2 separate regions of the Homo sapiens genome follow, and region 1 is linked to region 2. The links are chromatin contacts, found by Hi-C in ENCODE. All regions are on one chromosome and are shown on one strand. Each heading gives the region's core, a stretch centred on a gene start or an enhancer-like site at or near the end of the contact. The rest is flanking DNA. Distances are from core to core; before and after follow the strand shown.

What was found. A loop is a pair of places that touch in the nucleus more often than their neighbours do. Pooled maps may share reads with other maps.
Region 1: a loop to region 2 is called in a map of naive thymus-derived CD4-positive, alpha-beta T cell, with 7 times the contacts of the local background. The contact joins the enhancer-like site here to the promoter of ZNF521 in region 2. A Hi-C loop is called at or near these places in 2 of 168 maps with a recorded cell type or tissue (ascending aorta and naive thymus-derived CD4-positive, alpha-beta T cell), 1 of 37 single-sample maps with no recorded cell type and 11 of 50 pooled maps.

What each region holds. Positions count from the first base shown.
Region 1 is chr18:26,648,035-26,654,696 of GRCh38, forward strand. It overlaps a transcript of KCTD1 not described here. Among named protein-coding and RNA genes, the nearest start is that of PCAT18, 52 kb to the right of the region's middle. RefSeq lists an enhancer at 2,980-3,481. Within about 2 kb of position 3,105, at least 3 of the 41 ENCODE cell types and tissues checked have a DNase peak (open chromatin) inside an H3K27ac peak, as active enhancers do.
Region 2 is chr18:25,347,400-25,354,538 of GRCh38, forward strand. It overlaps ZNF521 (zinc finger protein 521), which reads right to left and starts at 4,767. Exons shown (of 8, transcript NM_015461.3): 1 at 4,606-4,767; 2 at 3,508-3,548. The coding sequence starts at 3,547. RefSeq lists a silencer at 4,793-4,862.

The DNA.
Region 1 (6,662 bases), core at 1,855-4,354, 1.3 Mb after region 2:
GGGGTTTCACCATGTTGGCCAGGCTGGTCTCAAACTCCTAACCTCAAGGGATCCACCCACCTCGGCCTCCCAAAGTGATGGGATTACAAGTGTGAGCCACTGTGCCAGGCTTTAAATCACCTAGATCTTCTTACCTCTTCATCAAATGATGATGGTGACTCTTAGGAGGAGAAAGCAGCGCTATAAATGGGAGTGGGACCAAACCAAATCTCTGCAGGCCATTCACCATTTCTGGAAATGGCTGTGAGGCTATAAATATCCAAGGGCTCCTGATGAAAATTTTAAAGAGCAAGACAATTTAAAAAATGTTTACATACCTTGTCATGTACAATGGGAGCATAAGCCCCATATACTCTCACTGCGGATTTCTCTTATCGCTAAGTCAGTTACAGAGGGACCCACCCTGTAGCATTTAAATAGATTGCAGTCCTCATTAATTTGTTTACCTGTATCCAAGAGTAAATTGGAGCAGAAGTATTTACACCTCTTTGGAATTACTTTATTGTGTTTCCTACTGAGTGGGCACAGAGTAAATATTTTTTCCTCATTTGTTAAGATGAGGAAGGTAATCATTCCCACCTTTATAGTGAACGTGAAAATATGAGAGGAGTTAAAATATGTAACGTTCCTAGCATATGGAAGGTGCTTAATAATTATTAGTATTAGTAATTACTAATCAGTATTAGAGGCAGCCGCACCTGGAGACTAAGAGCAAAGACTGGAAGCTTGAATGCACAGATCAACTCCTGGCTCAGCCACTCACCATATGTGAACCTGGGCAAGTTACTTTATCTCTCCGCACTTCCATCTCCTCATCTAAAACATGGGGATGCCAGTAATATCACCCTCTTAGGTGATGGATGAGGATTACACAAGTAATATCTTGCAAAGCCCTTGAAAAACAGTCTGGCACTTAGAGGCATTGTATTGGTGTTACATATTCAGTACTTACAACAACCCTCTGAGGTGGTTTTCCTCACCCACATTGTATAGATAATGAAACCAAAGCTTTGGGGTCACACAATTAACAGTGGGTCTCTATTTCTAAGCAACCAGAAGAACCAAGTCATTTCACGACCCCACATGAGAGGACTTCACATGGGTCTTCAGCAGCATAGACACTGTTCCATTCCCTGGCAGCACGTGACTGCCTAAGACTGGGTTATTATCTTTACTAGTATTCCTGATCACTTTTGGCATCAAGTGCTCTCAACCCAGAGCATGGTAGACGCTGGAGGTTAACAGCACTTTCTTCTGTTGATTTGATTAAATAAACAGGAAAGCAGGCCTCTTATGGTCCATATCTCTGGGAAACTGGCAGTAAGTGGATTGCACCAGATAACAAGGTCTGCTTTCTTTCTCCTCCCTGCCCCACAGCCCAGGAAGAAACAGACGGCTCGGAGGTGCTGATCCTTCCAGCTGTCCCCGTTGAGCCTCGGTTGTTTCGGTGAAGGAGCAAAGACAGCTTTTTTGTTTTTTTGTGTGTTTTTTTGAGACAGAGTCTTGCTCTGTCGCCCAGGCTGGAGTACAGTGGCGCAATCTCAGCTCACTGCAACCTCCGCCTCCTGGGTTCAAGCGATTCTTCTGCCCCAGCCTCCCGAGTAGCTGGGACTACAGGCACGCGCCACCACGCCCGGCTAATTTTTTTGTATTTTCGTAGAGATGGGGTTTCACCATGTTGGCCAGGATGGTCTCGATATCCTGACCTCGTGATCCACCTGCCTCGGCCTCCCAAAGTGCTGGGAAAAGGCAGCTTTTTAAAGCTGGCTGGGCTTTCCTTTTCCAGGAGAGAGAGGCAATGGTGAGAAACTAACAGCAAGACCAGAGGCGATTCCAAGTTTACTTGCCAATGTGTGTCACTGCCATCTGCTGGATGGAATGGGTATCAGACCGGGTCCCGTGTTTCTTCTCAGTGTTAATACGCAAATTCAGTGACTCCCATTGTGGGGGTTCAGAACCTAGTGGTGCATTTGCATCATTTCATAGCGTAAGTGTCTGCAGATTTTGGAAATCCCATGACAACTGTGCACAGGACGACCTCCACATGAGTAATCAAAAGGCAAAACAGGACCATCTTTGAGGCAACGTCCTACTTAGCATCAATGCTTCCCCAGATCAAATTTGATCTGTTCCCAAATGATTGATCTAATTGGTTAGAAAAAGCCCATAACCAGCAGGTGAGGGTATCTGGCAGAACTTGGGTCCTCTTGTCAATGGCAAAAAGTACTTACAGGGAAGTGAAATCAACATCTGGCTTTATTCTTGCGTCCCCTGAAATTATGTGTTCATGTATCCAACAGTTATTTATTGAGCACTTATCCTGTGTGCCAGGCACTGTATTAAGGAACTGAGAAAGCAAAGGTGAATAAACACAGTCCCTGCTCTTAACAATATATGGATATTTTCTGAGTGCTTATTTTGTGCTAGGCATATACATCCTGTTACATCTCATTTTATTCTCTGAACAACTCTAGGACTATTATTATCTCCTTTACAATGATCTCATATTATTACCTCATTTGTAGTTCAGAAAACTGAAGCTTAGAGAGATTCAGTAATTTAACCAAGAAAATACAGCACAGACAGAGATGGAGTGGGATTTGCATATGGGGTGGTGGGAATGGATGGGTAGGATAGAGAAGGATCAGTACCATGGACCAATGTAGCTTTTTCTCCCCCTCACATAGAAAGTCTGGGTCTTTTGTTTTACACACATTTTCTGTTCCATTGGCTACAAATTTCCAGCAAAGTGAAAGTGCTACAAAAACAAGTCAGTGATGATAGCAGTAGATGCTTTGGAAAGATTTATCAGGAAGAATATCCCTTCCTCTAGCCAGCATTTGAAATCTATCTCGTTAACATTCTCTTCAGTTCATAACTCTTCTTCTTAATAGCAGCGTTGGTGTCGGCAGCAAGGGCTGAATTGTTGTCAGTTCCCATTGGATAGAAAACAAATCCCTATTTTGGTCAGCATGACAGAGTACTTGTGAGCAAACGATTTGCTCAGCAAGAGATAGAGACCAATTCACATGTTCTGATCACAACAATCTCTCACAACAATCTCACACTGTTTTTGTTTTTTTTCTTTCTCTCTTGGCATAACAGCAGGGTGCTGGTGTGGCAGGGAGATACAGAGGTGGGGGCGAAGAGAGAACAGGAGGAATGGAAGCCGGTGGCAGAACAAGCAAGCCCTTTGCCAAGTGCCCTTGAAAAGGGCTTAAATAGTATGTCCTGGACAGAAAGGACTATGGGTGTAGATGAGAAAGCAGAACGGCTAATGGGGGCTAATGGCAGGGTTTTGTAGTCAGCCAGCTGAGTTAGAATCCCTGCTCTGCCACTAGCCTAGTCTTTGACTTCAGGAAACGGATATAACCTTTCTAATCCTCCAGGCAAGAGGAGGTACAGCTAGGGTTAGGGTAGGGGGAACACTGATGGAAGAGTCTGAGATCTATTTAGAAGGTAAAGTTGGCCGAGTGTGGTGGCTCACACCTGTAATCCCAGCACTTTGGGAGGCCGAGGTGGGCGGATCACTTGAGGTCAGGAGTTCGAGACCAGCTTGGCCAAAATGGTGAAACCCCACCTCTACTAAGAATAGAAAAATTAGCCGATCATGGTGGCGGGCACCTGTAGTCCCAGCTACTCAGGAGGCTGAGACAGGAGAATCGCTTGAGCCTAGGAGGGGGAGGTTGCAGTGAGCCGAGATCGAGCCACTGTACTCCAGCCTGGGTGACAGAGCAAAACTCGGTCTCAAAAAAAAAAAAAAAAAAGAAGAAGAAGAAGAAGAAGAAGGTAAAGTGTACAGAGTCTAATAAAGGGTTGGCCATAGGTGAACAAGAGAGAAGTGTCAAGTGGACACCGAGGTTTCGGGCATGTTACCTAGGGTGGGTGCAGAACAAGATGGGTGCAGAATACTACTTGCCTCACAGTCTTGTTTGGAGGGCTCAGGGAGATAGGTATTCCAGACGGCCTCTGCTACTTGTTCCCTAAATCTTAGCCATGGATGTTACCAGTGCCTGGGGTTTCAGAGGCAGCTGAGATAAGGTGAGACTGATATGGACCGAGGGACTGAGACAGCAGGGGCCAGACTTGGGGTGGCTCCTCCAGAGAAAGTGCCCTTTGGGGTTGATTGATACTACTTATATGCACTTCAGTTGGACATACTCTTATTTTTCCTCTTAACAATCCTGTAAGGCAGGTTAGAGAGATGACATCGTTCCCATTTTTATAGAGAAAAAGGAATAGGCCAAAATGATGGTTGTTTTTCCAACTGGAATTTGCCCTCAGGGCCATCCACATGAGAACCACCAAGAAAAGTAGCTTATGGAATTGCATTTGTACATCAAACCCCTATGGAGAGAGTGATATTCAAAGTGTCTTCAGTTGAGTGATTTGCATAATTGTGTCAGTTATTTGTATGTAAACGGACTTTTAAAAAGCATCCAACCATTCATTTCATAATCATCTGACATGTTTATAATATTTTAATACAATTAATTTGCACTATAAGGCACAGGTTTGTTTCAGAAGGCTCAACATAGGCCTACTTCAATGATGAATTCCAACTTAGTCAGACTTGGATAAATGGAACCACATGGTACACTTCATAAAGGAAAAGCATTTTGGATAACAGGATAAAAAGAGCCGGCCGATGAGTGCCTGATACACTGTAGGCACTCCAGACCCAATTGTTGAACAAATGGAGGGAGGGATTAAAGAATGACTAGATGCTTTGGTTTCCTTTGTGAATGCTGTTACACCGGATGTGAATGAGGCTTCTCACTGCTACTTAATCTGGCTATTAGAAATGACGTGAAAGATACAAAATCCACCCAGGCTTCAGAATTCCCGCGTCTATTCAATTAACATGCCCGAAACTTAGGTGTCCACTTGACACTTCTCTCTTCTTGTTCACCTATGGCCAACCCTTTATTAGGTTCTGTAAACTTTCCCCTCTACATAGATCTCAAACCCTTCCATCAGTATTTCCCCTACCCTAACCCCAGCTATATCTTCTCTTGCCTGGATGACTATAATAGCCTTCCAAGGGCTATGCTTCATCCATCTGGGTCCCTCTGACCACTTCCCAGAGTGCCAGCAGAGTTATTCTTTCCAAACACCAATCTGATTACTGCTGCCCCTCTCCCAATCCTCCCCATCACTTACTCTTGGGTGAAGACCAGGTGCCTGTCCCTGCAGTCTGCATCACTGCTTCCTCCGTCTCTTACTCCAGCCAGTTAAGCCCTGAGTTCCTCCCCCTTTGCTAAGCCTCTCCTGGCTTGGTAAAATACTGTTCCTTCTTTTTTCTCCCTGGAACTTCGTCTCTGTTCTGTCTCTCTTGCCCAGGCCCCTTCATCCTTTAGATCTCAGTGTGTGGCACTTCTGACCCTGGTCCAGGCCATTTTGGCCCTCTTTAAGTTAATGCTACCAGAACCCCATATTCCTCTTCCTTCAAAGCACTCATCTCTGTCAGTTGTTCAGTTATTCGATGAATGTCTGCCTCTCTGTCTGGACTATAAGCTCCATGAGATTGGAGGCTCTGAATGCTTTTTCTCACCATTGTGTCTCCAGCATTTAACACAGTAGTTCCTATACAGCAAGCACAAATATTTGTTCAATGAATGAATGAATGGACCTAATGAACACAGGCTTATTATGCTTAAAGGATAATCTGTTTTGTTTTCTTCAGTTATCTCAAACCAAACTCATCAACAAGCAAAACATTATTTACATCTAGCATGTTTTTATGAATGAAAAGCCAGAGCGAGTTGTGTCTCACTTCTGCATGAGTAAGCTATTAAAATAAGCATACATGCTTGCATCCAAAAATTTCACTTTTATTCCCAAGATAGTTCGTCCTAAAGATGGAGCAAATAAATGCTCTGTTTGCTTGGGAAATTATAAACTGCAGTCCAAAAGAAGGTTCAGAAATGCAGTTTAATAAACACTAAATAAAAACGTTGGTGAAGTAATGGTTCACAAACATCATTTGAATGACTCAAATGCAATGCAAATGGGAAAAGACCTTAGCTAAAAACATCACATCAGAAGTAGAAAACTATCACTCTGATTCAGAAACATTAAGACAAGAAAGCATTTGTGCAAGCAATTGTTATTGCTAAATGCAGAGCTAAATGGAAGTTTAAGAAAGTTCTCTGATAAAATACATCTGTCACTAATTACTCTTACATTTAAAAACCTAAATTGCTTTGGATAAATAATTTGATGCCAAAAGGTCCATAATGCATTATTCAACGCAAATCGAATAATACGCTTTCATCATCATCTAGTTGAAGTCTTACTGAAGTTACTTTCCTAATACTTAAGTGGCATAATTTGTACAATGATTACTGAAGGCTTCCCCCAAAATAAATATCTCACATCAGAGTAAGTTGAATGGTCGGTAAATCACATTACTTAAGTAAATATGAAACAAGCTATTACTGTGCACCCCTACTATGCAAGCCCTGGCAAAGAATTACAAACACAAAAATCTTACAGCTAGAAGAGAGACATCTAGTGTGTGTTGGAGAACTTTATATATTGTGCTTCAGGCATAATTAATACAGCAAAATCACTGCAGTCGTTTTGCATACTGTGGTGGGAGATTTTTGACAAATATCTTTCACCCTCAATTCATTTCAAAATTTCTTCCCGGCTGTGTG
Region 2 (7,139 bases), core at 3,517-6,016:
ATGCTAGGGCTTTGAAAGGCAGGAGGGGTAAAGGAGTTCCATGTTTCAAAATATATTTCCAGCTTTTACAAATAGAAAAGTGAATCTTTTCGGTGTTTAACAGGTTTAATGTACTTTAGAGGAGGTAAGTAGACCAACCAGGACCTGCTCCACTGAAGCTAGAAATATGGTACCTACTCTCAGGAGATGGATTCTTAGGACAATTACACTGAAGTTTCCTACAAACAAAAAACCCAGCATACTTTTTCAAGTAAACATAATTATTCCTTCAGGGTACTAAATTATGAGAATTCACACAATAAATTCAACTGTTAATAGAAATGTCCTGGTAATCTGTATTTTTAAGCATTTGGTTGAAAATACAGACTCCAAACCTAACTGACATTGTGTCTTCATGTTTTTATCTGCCTTAGGTAAATGACTTTCCTGAGATACAAGTTTCAAATTATATCAAATTGACAGTCATGTCAGCAATATCTTTTACATCTTGTTGGTTAAAGTACTAGTATGCATGTAAGACAGAAGTTGGAAATTCAGTGCAGAACTTCATGTTTTATTTAGAAGGGCCTATTGCATTTTCATGGTTTCCAATGCCTCCTTCAAGTTGGCTATAATCTACATGGTTTTGAAATACTGTCACTCATCTAATAAAATCAGACTTTTTATCTTTTAATTGCAAACCTATTAATCAGTTATTCATAAATGAAGAAACACAACAGGACTGCCTTTCTATACCTGCTGATAGCAAAGTGTTGTTCACTGCATATTACTACTAATATGATACCAGAACACAGGTCATAATAACACCTCTCTGGCTTTTCTATGATCCAAGTGTGACCTTCTGAATGATATAATGGACAATCCGCATACTCAGAACACTCCTACAACACATTTTGAAAAATTGGAGACCCTTCCAAGAAGACATAGGGAAATCAAAATACTGAAGAGAAGGCTAGGTATTTAACAAGAGCCACCCAGAATGCCCTTCCTCTTCTTCAAAACCGCTACTAATATCAAAATGATTCGTTTGGTATAGCTCATCTACATATGAATTTTTCAAGGCATACCCTGAAGAAAAACAATCCGCTCTTCAGTGAGGACTGTACTATTTTTATTCCTGTCTTCAGCTTCTCATCCCCAAAAGCCCAGCCAGCCCACCTGAGGCCATTCGCTCTTTTGGGAGTTGTCCAAGCAGCTGATAGGAGAGAACAGCACTGTGTTCCGCGCCCACACAGAATATGGAAGCTAAATCTTTGTTTTTAGTGTAAATATTTTATTTAGAATTTAGCAGTTGAAACAGATGCTGTCTTTGTGGGGAAGATATTTGGATAATTTTGCAACATGACGATAAAAGAATAAAATGTCCTCTTTACTCATTCTTCACTTGCCATTTTTTGCTTATTAACCTAAGAACTGCACAGGTATTTTGCAGTTCGACTTATCAAACCTGCCCAGCGAATACCGTCAACTGACGGATTCCCTTTACTGCCCATAAAATCCTACGTGCATGAGAAGAAATCATCTTCAGGAAGCACTGGGAACAAACGCATTCACAGTCAACCAAACTTTCGCTGTAAATTCACTCCAAAAGCAGGTGAACCAAATGCTCAGAAGCTGCGAGTGAACAAAACTGCCAATCGTGCAAACTTTAATAAACTTTTTTTTTTTTGAAAAGAAAAATCCCTCCCAAATTCCTTCACGGGGTTTCAGAAGCTTCTTGGAGCCCTTTCCACCGGACAGGCACTAACCGCTATCCTACTTCAACTCGGAAAGTTCTTCTTTCCAAGTGACTAGGAAGAGGTTTGTCCTGGTACTTCGCTCAGCGTTACTTTCAAGAAAGCCGGGGTCTCGGGCAAGTCTCGCCGGCGCGAGCCTGGTCCACCGTTACCCTGACACCCGCGCACGCCCGTGGCGTTTCTTTTTTCACTGTCGACACTTGGATCTTTCAGGCCCTGGGTCTAGGTTTCCCCCAGAAAAATGAGGGGCCCATGTGACGGAAACCACCAGACACACTGTGTGGAGACACATGCCAATGATTCACCTCGTTCCCGAACTAAAACTTCTGCGCTTTAGGAAAAAAGCAAGCGTTCCAATCTGCGAGGCCCTCCCCCACCCCGTCCCTTCCCAGGAGAAGAAAGAAAGGGCTTTGTGTGTGCGGTGAGGGCTCCGTTCATCGAGTTCAAAAATGCACAGCGGCCGGGGGCCGGGAGGCGTGGGGCGCCGGGCCCTGCCCACCCCTTTTCCCCGGGCCGGCGGCGAGTCGGGAAGCTGGTGCGGGAACCGGGGCCACGGGGCGCCGCGGCCCGGCAGCCAGGAGGAAGAGGATGCTGCGCCGCCGGGGACCAGAGGGCGGGGCCGGGCCGCGCGGACCTCGGCGGGACCCAGCGGGCCCGGGCGGGCGCACCAGCCGCCCTTTGTCCTCCGCCTCCGGGTCGCGGGGGCCGCGGCCGCCTCCAGCGCTGGCCCCCTGGCCCTCGCCCCGGTTCCCCGTCCTGCCCGCGCGCCCCTCCTCCGGCCCTCGCGCTCCGCCGCCCGCCCTCCCCGCTCTCCGCCTCGGAGCGCCGGACCTCGCGGCTCCCCTCGGCCGCCCGCCCCCGATTTCCTCGGAAGGAGGCTCGCGAAGGTGGAGGAGGCGGCCGAGGAGGAGGAGGAGGCCGCCACGTGACTCTCCTCGCCACATTCCAACACAGCCATCAGATCGATAACTTCAGGGACCCCCGCCCCCGCCGCAGCCAGCTAGTGCGCCCCCAAAATCCCGCACGCACGCCCCGCAACTTCCCTCTCCAACAGGGACGACGGAGAGCTGGACCCCACCGCGAAACGCAAAGGACTCCAGGGGCGGCGGGGAGAAGTAGGGGCGAGGGGCGGTCAACTTCTGGGAATGGCCAAGAGGGGTGCTCTGAGGCCCGAGCCGGGGTCCGGTGCCCGCGGCCGGCGGCCGGGGTCTGTTTACTCCGGCGACGTGCGGAGAGGACCCAAGCAGGACGCGGGCGGGCGGGAGGCGGCGGCCGGGACCCCGGGCCACGTTTGTCACGAGCGGGGGCTGCTCCCCACCTCCGAGATGACTTTTTTCTTCTTCCAAAGAAAAGGAAAAAAGAAGCACCGCACGGTTTTGCATATTTATTCTTTGCGAAAACACACAACAGAAACTTTTTCCTCCAGCCCAGATGTAGATCTCAGACGGGATATTTTTTTTTCCTCCCTCTCCGGATAATTTCGTTTCTTTCTCTCTCTCTCTCTTTTTTTTTTTCGGTTGTTGTTGTCTTTTCTCGCCCACTTTCTACCGCCGCCCCATTCGGGGATCCTCCTCCCGTCTTCGTCTCCCCCCACCCCGACACCTCACCCTCACTCCACCTAGGGGCTCAGCGGGGAGGGGAGCGCGCGCGCCCCCGCACTCACACTCACACTCACGCGCGCACACGCCTCGCAGCCACGCAGCCCTCGCTCCGCTACCCACAGTGACACTCGCGGATGGGGGAAAGCGGGGAGCAGGGGGTTCCTCCTTACCTTTGAGGGATCTCGGTTTCGCTTGCTTGCGGCGAGACATCCTAAAAGCAAACAGCTGAAGTTGTTTCAATTCAGCCCTGAAAGAAACTATACTTCCTCGTGGCCGCGCGCCCCTCGGGCCGCGGCGCCTCGCGCCCTCCGCTCGGCCTCCCTCGCGCCCTCGCTCCGCGCTCCGCTCCTCGCTCCGGCTCCGGCTCGCGCTCGCGCGCGGGGCTCGCGGCTGCCCGAGCTCCGCGCTCTGCACGACGGCGGCGGCGGCGGCGGCGGCTGCTGCACCAAACTTTCCCAGCCTTCGACCCCCACCCCCAATCTCCAAGAAAAAAAAAAAAAAAGGAAAAAGAAAAAAGGAAAGGAGGGAAAAAAAGCTAAAAAAAAAACCCCAAAGACAATGTTTGAAGAGCCGTCAGCTACACTAAAAAGAGAAAATCCGTTACTATTTCCACCTCAATCAAAATTCACATAGTTCATGCGAATAGAAAAAAACTAATAAAAAGAAAAGCGTCTGGGTGATTTTTTTTTTCTTTACCGCTTTTCCTTTTCAACAAATCCGCCCCCCCCCCCACCGGAAAAAAACAAATAACACTGATTTGTTTACAAAGCGAGTCGTGCTCTTTTGTAGTTGGGGGGACGAGGGGGGGAAATCGACCCTGCAAGGCGATGAAAAGGTCTTGGAAAGAAAAATCTCCCACCATCCGAGGCAGATGCGAACGGGCCACGAAAATAAGCAAAGGGAAAAAAATACTTTTTTTCTCCCTTCCCCCCACCCTTTTTTTCTTAACCCACACTAAAGTAATTTCTTTCAAAAAGAAAAAGCCAAAGCACCCGAGCCGACGGCCCCCAGGTGGTGTGCGGGGCTGCTTGTGTGCAGGGGGTGTGCGGGGCCCGGGCTCGGGGCGCCCCTCTCTGGGCGGGGGCGCGGCGCCGGCGGCTGGCGCTGGACCGGGGCTCTAAAGTCTACGGCTGCCTCGGCAGCGGCGGCGGCAGCAGCGGCGGCAGCGGCGGCGGCAGCGGCGGCGAGAGCAGGAGGAGGAGGAGGAGGAGAGCCGGGAGCAGGAGGAGGAGAAGGAGTGTGCTGTGTGCTCCCTCCTCATCACAAACCTGCAAGGTCTTGGACTGCGCTGTCGCTCCGGTAGTCCACATAATAATGGAAAATGGAAGCAAGGCCCCCAAAGCCATCAGGATGGCTCCAGAGGGGGCCCCTAACCCGCAGGGACTCGCTCTGTACGTAATCACTGAGGAAATCATTGTCAGCCTGCCTGCACTCACACACAGACAGAGGGGCATGATTAAAAGGCGAGAGCGCGGGGAGCGGGAGGGAGGAGGGGGCCCGCCAAGACCCGGACTGGAGGCGCCGGCCGCGGCGCGCGGATCCGGAGCCAGGCGGCGGCCGAGCGCCCCGAGCCCCGCCCGCCGCCGCCGCCGCCGCCGCCGCCTCCCACGCGCCGCGCGCCCCGCCCGCTCCTGCGCCGCCGCCCCTCGCGCCGCCCGCCCGGCCGCTCGCACACCCCGCGCCGCCGCCGTCGCCGCCGCCGCAGCTGCGTTATTAGAGCTCCACGGCGGATCTCGGGGCTCTTCTGCTCGCTTTTTTTCCTCTTCAGAAATTAAAGCAGAGGAGCATCTGAAAGTGGAAAGGTCCCCCTTCTGGTAGGATGGATGTAAAAGGAGGCAACAATTTGTTCTTGAGGGGGCAAAAAAAAAAAAAAAAAAAAAGAAAAAGAAAAAGAAAAAGAAAGGAGGGGGGAAATTCATTGCTTGGCTTTTGCATTGTCGGACTTTAAAAAAGTGTGTCTGCTGTTGTTGCCCGGACTCGGGAAATCTTTTTTATGGCAACCGCAGACCTGCCAAGTCTCTCTTACTTGGAATCTTTATAAAGGCAAGTTATTTGGACTTTTTTTTTATTTTCTCGTTTAGAGAAAGTCATTGATGCTGACGAATGTCATAATGTGATTCAAAAGAGACAGCTTTGAGTTCACTTTTTTAACATTCTCAAATTGACATAGATCTTTGTCCAGAAAATAAAGCTTTCTGTTGATTTTTTCTTTAAGCAAGAGGTAAGGAAATATGCACTTAAGAATATGTGTACAAGAAAATAGTTTCTAAAATAAATTGAAATGTCTGCAGGTCGGTGGGAATTTTTGTTTCTTTTCGCAGTTTTGTTTTCTAACTTTTCACCTGCTCCCATCGCAAAACAAGAAACCATCACCTGTTTCCTTCTTTTACCTTATCTTAAGGGAAAGGATGTTTTAGTATTATTATTGTTGTTGCTATTTATTGATTGGACACGCTTGTCAAGTTATAAATGCCTGAGAGGGCTACCAAGTAGAGCTTAGATTCACAAGTCTTGGTGGAAATTAAGAGATTCAGAATACGGTTAATTACACAAAACAGGCAGAATTTTGTACAAATACTATTGTTCTTAATCAGATTTTAAAAATTCTCCGTTCTGTAAAATTAAGGTACAGCTATCTATTAAGCCACCATGCAAAGACATCAAAGCTTTAAGGAAGTTGTATTTTTTCCAGTCTAACCTGTAAACTGCCTGGACCCTCATGTGGATAGCTGCAAATACAGTATGTTTTTTTTCAATATCTTCATTATAATTAAATGAGTTTTCAATCCATCTGCAGTAATTCCTAAAGTGAAATCATAGTTGTAGTCAAATTTAACTTTGCATGACTGTGAAATAAAGCAACTTTTGTTGCAGAATCTGTGTTGGTACATTAAGGATTCTAGATTTTATACATAACCTTATACATTCATTTTCACAGAAATCATTCAGAAAGGGAAAAATGTGTAAACACCAAGTTTTTACAAGACTTTCCTTTCGTGTGGTAGCCATATGTGTGCAGAATACTATGGTGCCATGTATGTGTGGTCCCAAGTTATGTGTGATATTATCTAAAATATTGATGGCATCTAATCCTGGTTTTATTGGAAAGTGAAAAATTGCTAACGTAATACTAACGCGTACCCTAATTTGTTAAAGTTTTCTATATGGGTTGATTTTTTTTGTTTCTTTCTCAAAGTAGTCTACTTTGCTTTACTCTAAAATTGTTCTTTCATTTCCCAATGTTAGTATTTCTGTTGCCTTCCTCTATTAAGAGATAAATAAAACCCTTAGCTCAGAGATTTAGATCTGGCTCAAGAGCCTGATATTTCAGTTTGGGATAGTACTGCATAGCATTTTAAGGGAGGTTAAAGCACCAACCACCCAAAAGACAAACATAAAAACTATTTTAACCTAAATCTGTCAAATATTGACCTATACAGATAGGTAAAATGCTTTTGAAACGTATCTTTAAATACTTTAATTTCCTCCCCCCAAGTTACCAAGGGGGGGAAGATCATTGATTATGTTTCTAAACATAAACCCCAACATCCACCCATGAAGCCAAAGCCATCATCTCTGAGCAGAATGCAGCAACTTTGTGAATATTTGGATGCTGTTGTTGATGATGGGGTAATAATGCATAAAGAACCATGTGCAAGGAATTTTACTAAAGACAAGACAAATATTTTCTTAGGTCTCATTAAGGGGTCTTGAAGTCCAAGATAAAACATCACCCATTCTACCTTTTGGAGGGACAGATCTGGTAGGCAAAACTCCCACTGATTTCAGCATCCCTTACCAC